2 separate regions of the Homo sapiens genome follow, and region 2 is linked to region 1. A link is an interaction called in ENCODE POLR2A ChIA-PET data of the cell type or tissue named here. Cell type or tissue: MCF 10A. All regions are shown on one strand. Each heading gives the region's core, and the rest is flanking DNA. Links, peaks and the distances in the headings are about the cores only. Region 1 holds the start of CTR9 (CTR9 component of Paf1/RNA polymerase II complex). Region 2 holds the start of LOC124902629 (a long non-coding RNA gene).

What was found. ChIA-PET counts read pairs that join two places held together with the same protein. Peaks named below come from ENCODE experiments on the same cell type or tissue, not always from the same donor. Only the 100,000 strongest peaks of a DNase experiment are listed, where the experiment ranks them.
Region 2: POLR2A ChIA-PET joins it to region 1 with 10 read pairs; 3 of 35 experiments call an interaction of 5 or more read pairs at or near these places.

The regions. Positions count from the first base shown.
Region 1 is chr11:10,748,799-10,754,180 of GRCh38, reverse strand. CTR9 (CTR9 component of Paf1/RNA polymerase II complex) reads right to left here and starts at 2,935. Exons shown (of 25, transcript NM_014633.5): 1 at 2,724-2,935; 2 at 1,411-1,509. The coding sequence starts at 2,768. RefSeq lists enhancers at 3,048-3,097, 3,118-3,267, 3,066-3,566. In MCF 10A, for the core only: no CTCF peak of the experiment used is centred there; DNase peaks (open chromatin) are centred at 2,960 and 3,250.
Region 2 is chr11:10,897,689-10,903,070 of GRCh38, reverse strand. It overlaps LOC124902629 (a long non-coding RNA gene), which reads left to right and starts at 3,738. Exons shown (of 2, transcript XR_007062588.1): 1 at 3,738-3,939. LOC107984309 (a long non-coding RNA gene) reads left to right here. Exons shown (of 3, transcript XR_007062590.1): 3 at 2,892-2,930. RefSeq lists enhancers at 3,428-3,497, 2,650-3,849. In MCF 10A, for the core only: no CTCF peak of the experiment used is centred there; DNase peaks (open chromatin) are centred at 2,250, 2,610, 3,100 and 3,430.

The DNA.
Region 1 (5,382 bases), core at 212-5,211:
AAGAAATATCCACTAGGTGTGGTGGTATGTACCTGTAATCTACTACTTGGGATGCTGTAGTGGCAGGATGGCTTGAGCCCAGGAGTTTGAGTCTAGCCTGGGCAAAATAGAGAGACTCTGTCTCTATGTGGAATATCCACCACTTATTAACCACTGACTATTGGTCACATACCATGAAAGGAATTTCATACACATATTCTCTAATCTGTACAACCACTCTATGAGGTAGATGCTAACATCTCTATATTTTAAATGAGGACATATGCTCAGAAGTTAGATCATTTGTCTAAGGTCACATAGCTAGTTAGCAGCCATGCCGGGACTTGATCTAACCCCAAAGCCTACATTCTTTTCCCTGTAAAAATCTATATCCCACAATGTGTCATTAATTTATTCTACTACAGGTGCCATGCTAATCCTCCAATATTCTAATTTTTGTTTAAGTGCTGTTAAGGAGGGCATATGTACTTAAAAATATATATATATATAATATATATTATATATACATCTAAATTACCATCTGGTTTTAAAAAAAATGTGTGTGACAAGGAGGCTTGGTCTCCATGGAATAAGAAAAGTTGGCACTTCAAGTCAAGAAGGCACTGCTTGTCACTGAAAATACTTCTCTGTAAATCCACATCTAAAAGGAAGAAACTCTTAGAGCAGTCTTGAGCACTGGATATAAGCCCAATTCCAGACCTATTTCTCTGACTCTTCAAGACAATATTAGGAGCCTCTTCTGTATGTTTGTATGAAAGCAATGTGGCATATCTACTTAGGAATAATGACTGTAACATTTATATTACCTATTCCTATAAAAAGAAAACATCATTATGCAGCTGATGCTGGCAAGTAGAGGATATAGAATTTTAGGGTTTCTGATTGGATTTTCTTGAGAATCTCCAGTAAGATTCACATTGAAGGAGACTAAATAGGACAAAAAACATAAGTCTGAGATAAACTTCACCCAAAAGAACTTTTGTGATTTTGGGTGAAGTGATTTTCCCAGAACCTAATCACATTCTAGAATATTTTAAGGGAAGTGTTTTGTTGTTATAGGAAACAATGTTAAGCAGCAATGTTCACACAGAAGCACTTCGCTTCTTTTCAGCTTATCTATAAACCATAAGCCAGCCTTCACTGAACAAGCACTAAATAATAAAATATTCAATATAGAGTACTACTTAAATGAATTTTGCCTTTACCAACATATACTAATTCACCAGTAGAGCAGCATATCATTTAGGAAAACGGCCTTATTGTTCCATAAATTATTAACACAATTAACTTCCATACACATGGTATAACTAATCTACCATGCAGCCAAGCTGGCTATTACTATATCTGAAAACAGAAACTACATATTTTCCTAGTCAACAAATAAAAAATATTTGCTACATGAATACTGACCGCCAAAGCAATCCATATGTGCAGTTGTGTGTGTTCCTGTTTCAGAATACTGATAACTTCATCTCCCTCCGGTAACTGATCGAAGTCAAGTTCAATGACCTAAAATACAAAAGGTAGGTCTTAACTCTTATTCCACTTTAAAATTCACATTTCATCTTTGCTGCTTTTCGTGAATATAATCAACATGCATATACATAGAGTACGTGTTCACTTTCAATACGGTTGAGCTAATCCATGTTAATGTTTAAGGAGCACATGACGAATAGGTTATACTATAATAAAGTTAAAGCACAGAGAAGCAAACAAACCCTGCTACTTGTCCCCAGATCACTGGAACTATAAAATACTAGAAATGGTCTGCTTACTAAAAAATAACAAAACAAAATCCTACTTAACATAGAATCCAAGTAAAGTGCAGATAAGCACCCTAGAGACTATTATGCCATAGGTCTGACTCCTTGAGATGCATGACCCTACAAGCCATGCAAAGTTGAATGCCACTGCACACATTAATCATGGAGGTGGCACCTGCGTGTAACAGACAGTCCTGACTGTAAGCACAAAAATAATAATAGGAAAATGTCCTGGAATTAGAGGTAATGACTATACAACTTTGCGAATACACTAAAAACCACTGAATTTTATACCTCAATATTATATCTCAAACAAAAAAAATAAAAATAAAAGATATACAAGAAGACTGAACATCAAAGCTGAGAGCTTTACTCAGACAAGCCACAGGCCACCCATGAATGAGACATAGGTAAGCGAGAGGAGGTTAAATTTTATCAGCACACAGGGGCGGCTAAATCTTGGGATATCTCGTTGAAGGAGAGTTGGTGTAGAGAACACAGCGCACCATGACAGACTCGAGTTTCTAAGGGAGAAGAGGCGACCTCCTATATATTCCCAGGGAAAGATCTCGAGTTTGAGCAGCAAGCATATAAACCCCGGAAACATCAGCGCCCACCTCTGTAATCTGCGAGGTGTTTTACAGTTTATCGGGTACTCTCACACCTCTGCTCCCGTGGGTTGGTTAGGAAAAGAGTAGCGCACTGTCAAATTCGAACAGGCTGGAGAGGAACTTTCAAGAACTCCTTCTCCGAGTGGCCCTGAGGCTGCAGAGACGCGGTGCCCCCAGCCTGAGAGGGCACAGGGGCTGAAGAAGATGATGATCAGACCTTGGCCAGGTATTTCGATCAGGGCTCTTAGGGAAGGAGGATGCTCTCGCTTCAGAAACGAAGTCGAGCGAAGTCGGTGGGGGCGATCGTACAAGTTCATGGCCCCCACCCGCCTCCATACACGACACTTACCTCGTCAGTGTCCCGGAGGGGAATCTCGATGGAGCCCCGCGACATGATGGGGTCAAAAGGCGAGCAAGTGTCTCGCCCCGCCGCTCCGCAGCCGGTAGTCTCCGCTTCAGGCTAATCCAGAGGTGAGTGACGGCTCCGGCTCTGGTCTTGACTGCCGCCCCGCGGCGCCGCTGGAGCTCTGGCTTCTCCTTCCCGTCAGCCGCTTAAACAACGAGCAGCGGACGGCGGACGGCCACTTCCGGCGACCCCGCCCCCTGTCCCGGAAGCACTCCCGGGGGAGCGTGCCCTACGCGAGCTCAGCTTGTGGCTCCGGTGTTTCCGTTTTGGGGTTGGCGGCTCCGAAGCTTTTGTTGGCGTGTCGGCTGTAGGGTGCCCCGAGAGCCTGCAGGACCTTCGGAACCATCTGGCGTCTGACTCTCCTCAGCGCTGGCGCGGCCCCGAATGAAAACTTGGAAGGCGTAGCCGCTTGGTCCCGCGGTGGGCGGGGCCCCTGCCTGACGTGGACCTCTCGGGATGGGCCTGGCCAATCCTGTTTTCTTCCCAAGATTGTTAGGGATAATTCAGTCATTCGTTTCGCAACCCATCTTTTGGCCCCCGTTAGGTGTAAGTCATACCTGTGATACCTTTGTGACTAGTTTAAATAAAAAAATTTACAATTAATTCGGTAATCATTGTGATAATTCATGTCTTATTTTTTTTAGTTCTTCGAAGCATGTAAGAAGATCTAGTATATTTGTGATTTAAGTAAAATTGCAGATGAGGCCAGGCGCGGTGGCTCACGCCTGTAATCCCAGCACTTTGGGAGGCCAAGGCGGGCGGATCATCTGAGGTCAGGAGTTCGAGACCAGCCTGACCAACATGGTGAAAACCCGTCTATACTAAAAATACAAAAATTAGCCCGGCGCGGTGGTGGGCGCCTGTAATCCCAGCTACCAGGGAGACTGAAACAGGAGACTCGCTTGAACCCGGGAGACGGAGGTTGCGCTGAGCCGAGATCAGCCACTGCGCTCCAGACTGGGGATCGATCGAGACTCCACCTCAAAAAAAAAAAAAAGAGGAAATTAATTTTAGTAATATATTTTATTTAACGTAATATATCCAAAATCTCATTTCAACATGTAGTCAATATAAAAATTCAGATAATTTTTACATTTTTTTATACTGAGTCTTGAAAATTCGATATGTATTTCACATGCATACACTGATCTCAGTTGCCTGATTTTAATTGGAAATATTGGATCTGTGTTTAGATTTTATAAAGTTTGCAGTTGAAAAAATAGGTTCACACACTTTAGTTTTTCCAAAATTTAAATTAAAAAAATTCCTAATTAAATTCCTTAATTGGATTAGTCATATTTCAAGTGTTCAATAGCCACATGTGGTTAGTGAATACTGCATTGGATGGCATCAGACAGTATTTCCCAGAAATACTGTTTAATATATTTTAAAGTTTATAAAGTAAGCATTAAACAAAAGTACACATAGTGGTGATTGTTATTCTCCATGCCCAAAAGCCTCCCTGATATTAAAAACTCTATTGATAGGTTTGGTTTTTCAGTTATTCGCATCCAAAGGCATCATACCTGATAATGCAGAGTGCTATGATTGAATAGTTGGGGCACTCAGTTTAGAGTGGGATTTGGAGGAAGTGACATTTAAGTTGCATCTGGGAAAATGAGTAAGGTTTGGCAGGTAAAGTATGTAGGGGAATGTGTACCAGACAGAGGGGACGGCATGTTGGGGAAGAGCTTTGAGAACCTGCAAGAAGGTCATGTGACTAGAATGTAGAAAATGAGGGGGAGAGTGGCATGAGTTGAAGCTGATATAAGAAGTACCCAGACATGCTGGGGTTTATGCTTATAAAGCAAAACTGACATCTTGTCCTGTTTCCAAAATGAGTGAGTGTACATATTACTTCCCACAGGAAAAACAAAATACTTTGTGTTCTGAAATAAACCGTGAAACAACAGTATCACACTCTGTAGTCTCCAAAGTGAACAAAACTTTCAGCATTTCCCATATATTACTGACTCTCTTACAGTTTAATTGCTGACTTTTGTACTGCTACAGTCTGAAGATATGTGGGAGCTTGGGGTCATATGGCAATCATATGAGAAAATTGCTCTTTTCTCACCATGAAGCAACTAACTGTAAACCTTGGTGTGTGTTCATTTGATGTATCAGTCCTTCTAAAGCGTAAATTCACCTGTATACTTTTGCAAGTGTTTTTGTAAGTAAACTTTTTTTCTAAATGCTTTTGTCCTTCAGAATTTCTTTTGACTTAGTATATATTAATGATTTGGGGTTTTATCTTACATGCAAAGTGATTGAAATGCTTTAAGTGATGTGTATGTGTCAATGAGAGGGAGAAAGAATAAAAGAGAATTGGTTTTGGCCAGGCACGGTGGCTCATGCCTGTAATCCCAGTACTTTGGGTGGCCGAGGTGGCCTATCACATGAGTTTAAGAATTCAAGACCAGTCTGGGCAACATGGTGAAATTTGTCTCTACTAAAGATACAAAAATTAGCTGGGTGTGGTGGTGCACGCCTGTTATCCCAGCTACTCAGGAGGCTGAGGCATGAGAATCACTTGAGCCCCAGAGGCGGAGGTGAAGGTTGCAGTGAGCCAAGATCATGCCGGTGCACTCCAGCCTGGGCG
Region 2 (5,382 bases), core at 230-5,229, 150 kb before region 1:
TAAGTAAATCATCAGATATATGGCTAAGAAAATTTTGAAGCATGGATGGGCATTGGTCCTGCTGGACCAGCTAAATGCATGGGAGGAAGGGTGTTGCCCAAATCTGCATATCAGATAAAGTCTCACTCAGCTCCTGCCCGGCCGAGACCTCTACAGTCATACCACCCTGAACACGCCCGATCTCGTCTGATTCCCCAGATACAGATACACAATACATTTTATTTTTTATTTAAGGAAGTTACTTTACAGCTATAAGCAGCATCTAAAACAAAGAAGTGTATGTATCCACTCAGCTTCCCCCTTTATAGTAGTTTCTGAGATACAATATCATTTTTTCTATCTACTGTTGGAAAGTTTCTGAAGACTTTCTCTGAAAAGAAGCAGGCATGAATGATCCTTGGAGACACTGTGCTAAGTGAAATGGGCCAGACACAAAGGGACAAACGTTGTATGGTTCCACTTATACGATGTACCTAAAGTGGTTAAATTCTTAGAGACAGAAAATAGAATGGTGGTTGCCAAGGGCTGGAGGAAGGAGGAAATGGGGAGTTGTTGTTTAATGGATAGAATTTCAGTTTTGCAAGATGAACATGTTCTGGAGATGGATAGCGGTGATAATTGCACAACAGCGTAAATGTACTTAATGCCACTAAAGTATACACTTAAAAATGGTTAAATATGATCCAGTGGTCACACTACTTGGCATGTAACCAAAGGAAGGGAAATCAGTATATTAAAGAGACATCTGCACCCCCATGTTTCTAGCAGCACCACTCACATTAGCCGAGATATGAAATCAATCTAGGTGTCCAATAACAGATGAACGGATTTTTGAATGGTGGCACATATACACAGTGGAATACTACTCAGCCATAAAAAGAATGAATTCCTGTCATTCGCAGCAACATGGATGGAAGTGGAGGACATTATGTTAAGTGAAATAAGCCAGGAAGAGAAAGTTCAATACCACATATTCTCACTCATATGTGGAAGCTAAAAAAAAAAGAAAAAAAGAAAGTTGATATTAGAAGTAAAAAGCAGGCCGGGCACAGTGGCTCACACCTGTAATCCCAGCACGTTGGGAGGCCAAGGTGGGTGGATCACGAGGTCAGGAGATAGAGACCATCCTGACCATCCTGGCTAACACGGTGAAACCCCGTCTCTACTAAAAATACAAGAACAATATTAGCCGGGTGTAGTGGCGGGCGCCTGTAGTCCCAGCTACTCAGGAGGCTGAGGCAGGAGAATGGCGTGAACCTGGGAGGCGGAGCTTGCAGTGAGCCGAGATCCTGCCACTGCACTCCAGCCTGGGTGACAGAGGGAGATTCTGCCTCAAAAAAAAAAAAAAAAAAAAAAAAGAAGAAGTAAAAAGTAGAACAGAGGATACTAGAAGCTGGGAAGGGTAGTGTGGAGAGGGGCAGGGGAAAATTTGTTAAAGATACAGAATGACAGCTAGATAGGAGGAATATGTTGTAGTGTTCTATAGCATTGTAGAAGGACTATAGTTCACAATAAGAGAGAGACTCAAATAGCTAGAAGGATATTGAATGTTCCCAACACAAAGAAATGATAAATGTTTGAGGTGGAAGTCTATGCCAGTTACCCTGATCTGATCACTATATATTATATGTATCAAAACATCACTATGTACCCCATAAATATGTACAATTATGTGTCAATTTTAAAAATACAATTTTTAAAAGTATTTTGAAATAAAAAAATTTGTAATGTTTTAATGCTAAGTTTTATATTCTTATATGTTACTACTATGAAATGAATAAATAAATAATAAAAGAACATACGGACGACCCTGAAAAAAAAAAAAAAGAAGTAGCAGAAGCAGACGCAGAGGTGTTATGAGTGGAGTTGGGGGTTAGGTCAGCCTCAGAAAGCCAGAGAGAAGGGATTTGCCTGGAATACTGAAGAAGCTCTAGCCACAGATGAGGCTAAGTTGAGTGTGAAGAAGGCTGAAGAAAAGAAAAGGATTTTTTTTGTTTTGTTTTTGGCATGGCACATAGTAATAATTATCCCTCACAAGAATGTAGCATGTTAGTTTTCAAAACACTTCCATGAGTGATCTAACTTGCTGTCATGACAAGCAACCCCAAGTGAAGGGCAGGGGCTCAGAAAACCAGGGCCACTGAATGGGGAAAGCTGTTCCTTCCCAGTGCAAGCTCATAGCCTCCACGGGGAACTGACAGTCCATGTTGTCAGTAAGGAAACCGCAGCTCAGACAGGTGGACTGACTTGCCCCAAATCCCAGAGCTACTAACTAGCAGAGACTTGATCCTAGGTCTCTCAACTTCCAACCCACTGCTCTTTCCACAACCAGGTATGAATTAAAACAGAATGAAACAGGAAAAGTTAAACATAATTCTCGACCGCGTCGAAGAATGAAAGGATCCCTATTGTATGTTAAAACTCAAAAGACAGAAGTATATAATTTGGGGATATATTTTAAACTTTACACAATCCTCCCACCCCTAGCTCTGAGTAGGAAAAAGGGTAAAAACAGAATCTGGGGTGAGAAGTCATCTGACTCATCCATGATGTGGTAAAGAATCTGTAAGCAAACACCCTGCATTTATTTCAAGTACTGTGTCTCATTCTGCCAGCCCTGGCAGCCGGCCCACTGCTTGTGCTTCAGGGGCCCTCCTTTGGAGACGTGCTCAGAGCCCTATTTTAGGAGGACAGAAGTGGCCTAAAACATGTGGCCATTAAGCTAGAATTTTAAAGGACACACACACACACACACACACACACACACACACACGGACACAGCAAGCTATCTGGTAAGCTGGTGGTTAAGAATCCGAATGTGTGCTCAAGGCCCCTCTGACACAGGCAGCCTTATCCACAGAACTTCATCCCTGTGTTTTGGCCTGTTCCAGGAAGAGCCAGCAAAGTTGCCTGCAAGAGAGAGCACGTGGCCTGAGGGGTGAACCAGGGACAGCCTCTGAAGAGCGAAGGATTTATCTGAGCAGCCAAATGTCCACTGACAGACAGGTCTGTGTGTGCTAGAGAAACTTGTTCCACAGCTCAGATGAAAAACGTATTGTGGAATTCACCCACAAGGGGAAGTGAGTTAATGACTGGGGCGTTTCATCTTCTGCCTAGATGCGTCATAAAATCAACTTGTAAAGCCTGGCTCAGAAAATACATTTACTCTCCCAGATGTGGTTCCATATAGGGCTATGAAACATTTCAAAGAGTGATCGCTCACAGAGGAGTGCGTTCTTAGGCTTTCTCTGTGCTGGGAGTGGGGCCGGTGGCCTGAGCCTGACAGCCCATCCAGGCTGTGGTCAAATTTGCTGACAAGCAGCCCAAATCTGCCCAGAGCATCTGCTCACATCTGGGATTGTGACTCATCTGCCTCTGTCTCCCCCAGCACTATTCACTCACTCCTGCAGGCCTGAGCATGTAAGCCCCACGGTGCCCAGGGCCCAGCGCCCAGACTTGTCCCTCCACCCAAGCACCCATCACGGCTTGTCCTTATCTCCAACACTGCCTGCCCCTCCCATTTAGACTTGGTCTGCTTTCCCAGCTCCAGGTTCAGGGCAAACCATGCTTAGACCTTCTTGGACTCAGCCTGAGCTATCATAAGAGGTTCCCAGGCTAAAACACATGCACAGTCTCCTGCACAGTGGTGTCTGTTCTGGCCCTTTAAATTTAGCAGATCCACACTCCCACCACGCCCAGCTGGCCCACCAGAGTGAGCCACAGGCAACACATGTTCTAAACCAACCCTGTTCACCCTGGACCTACTATTTTTGCACTCACCTCCCTGGTTCTCAGATTTCTGGCTCCGGTTCCCAGCTGCCATAGCCCCTTTGGTCCCTTCACTTTGGTGACCCTTTAGGCTTCCCTTTTTAGACCACAGCTGTCACATGTTTCTGACTCAACTTGCTTCTGCCATGCCAGCGTCACCCCTGGTCTCAGGTGAGTACCCCATGATTCAGGCCCAGACCCTGAAGACCCCCTCCCCTGAGATCACTCCCAGAAGAGGCGGAGGGTGAGGGATTTGTTCCTGGGGTCCCTGCCTGGCTTCTCACCTTCAGCCTTGCGTTGTCTTTCAATTCCAGCACCTGGACTTCCCTGGTCATGCACCCGGGCATTGGCCTCAACTTAGGTCCTGATCCTCGGAGTCCCTCACTCACCTGGGACAGCTCTGTCCCGAACTCAGTTTCTGATTTCATGCTGGTCTTGCCCCAGTTACACCAACCCACCCCCCTCCCTATCTCATTGAGGTCAGAGTGGAGGAGGCTCTCAGGCTTCTGAAGGGAGGGAGGCAACACTGCCTCAAATGGAGCCCTGATGGGGCTCAGAGCCTGTGGGGAGTCTCACAGCTACCTGGGAATCTTTCTGTCCCTGGAGACAGCACAAGTCAAGGCACTTGAGGACTCTCAGTTGTGTGTAGGGAGGAGGATGCTGCTCCAAATAGCGCAGACAAGCATTCAGTTCTAAAACCTCAGAGCTCAGAGCAGCTGAAGAGCAGAGGCAGCCCTCTGGTCCCACATGGCTCACATTCTCTTCCTTGTCCGCCTGACTCCATGTGTGACTTTAGCAACATGTCTGTCGAGGATGTTCTACCCCTAGCCCCTGCACCAGCAAACAAATAAGTCCTCCCAAGGCTCCCCATGCCTGATGTCTCCATTCCCTCCACTCCAGAAGGAGCAGAAACAAGGGCCTGCTCCCCTCCTCCTCCTCTCCAGCCCTCATCACTCCCTTCCCTGGGGGCCAAGGCACTCAAAAACCATCTTCCCCTAAAAGCTCAGGGACTCACTTGGTTTTCTTTCCCAGAAGCCCTAAAGATAGTAGCTTTGCTTAATGAGAATGCCCCATGGTGAAATGGTGAGGACCAAGACTCTGGTGCCTGGTCCACAGGGGAATTCCAGCTCTGCCTCTTGCTAGTGATGAGACCCTAGACATGTGATGGAACTTCTCTATAGTGTTTCCTCATCTCTGAGGTTGGAAAACTAATGGTCCCCACCCCACTGCATTGCTGTGAGCCATATACGCATTAATTAGTGTAAAAATGGTGCCTCCATGTAATAAGTGCCGTGATGCACAAGCTCTCATTTATTGATTTTTCACTGTATGTGAGGCCTTACTCTAAATACCTTACATCCAATAATTCGTTTTTCCTAAGCAAAGTGAAATAGAGACAGAAGGATCATTTTATAATTCTAATTTAAATTATCATTAATATTTATTGCATAAGTTCCATCAACAGGAGTTGAAATGCATTGTTGAAATTCATCACAATATTTGCTACTTTAAAGAATCAAACTGTTTTTACTTTTTTTTCTTGTGCTCTCTCTCCTGGCCTTGTAAGGTTTATGCATAATAAATATTCATATCTGGTCAAAAAATAAACTAAGT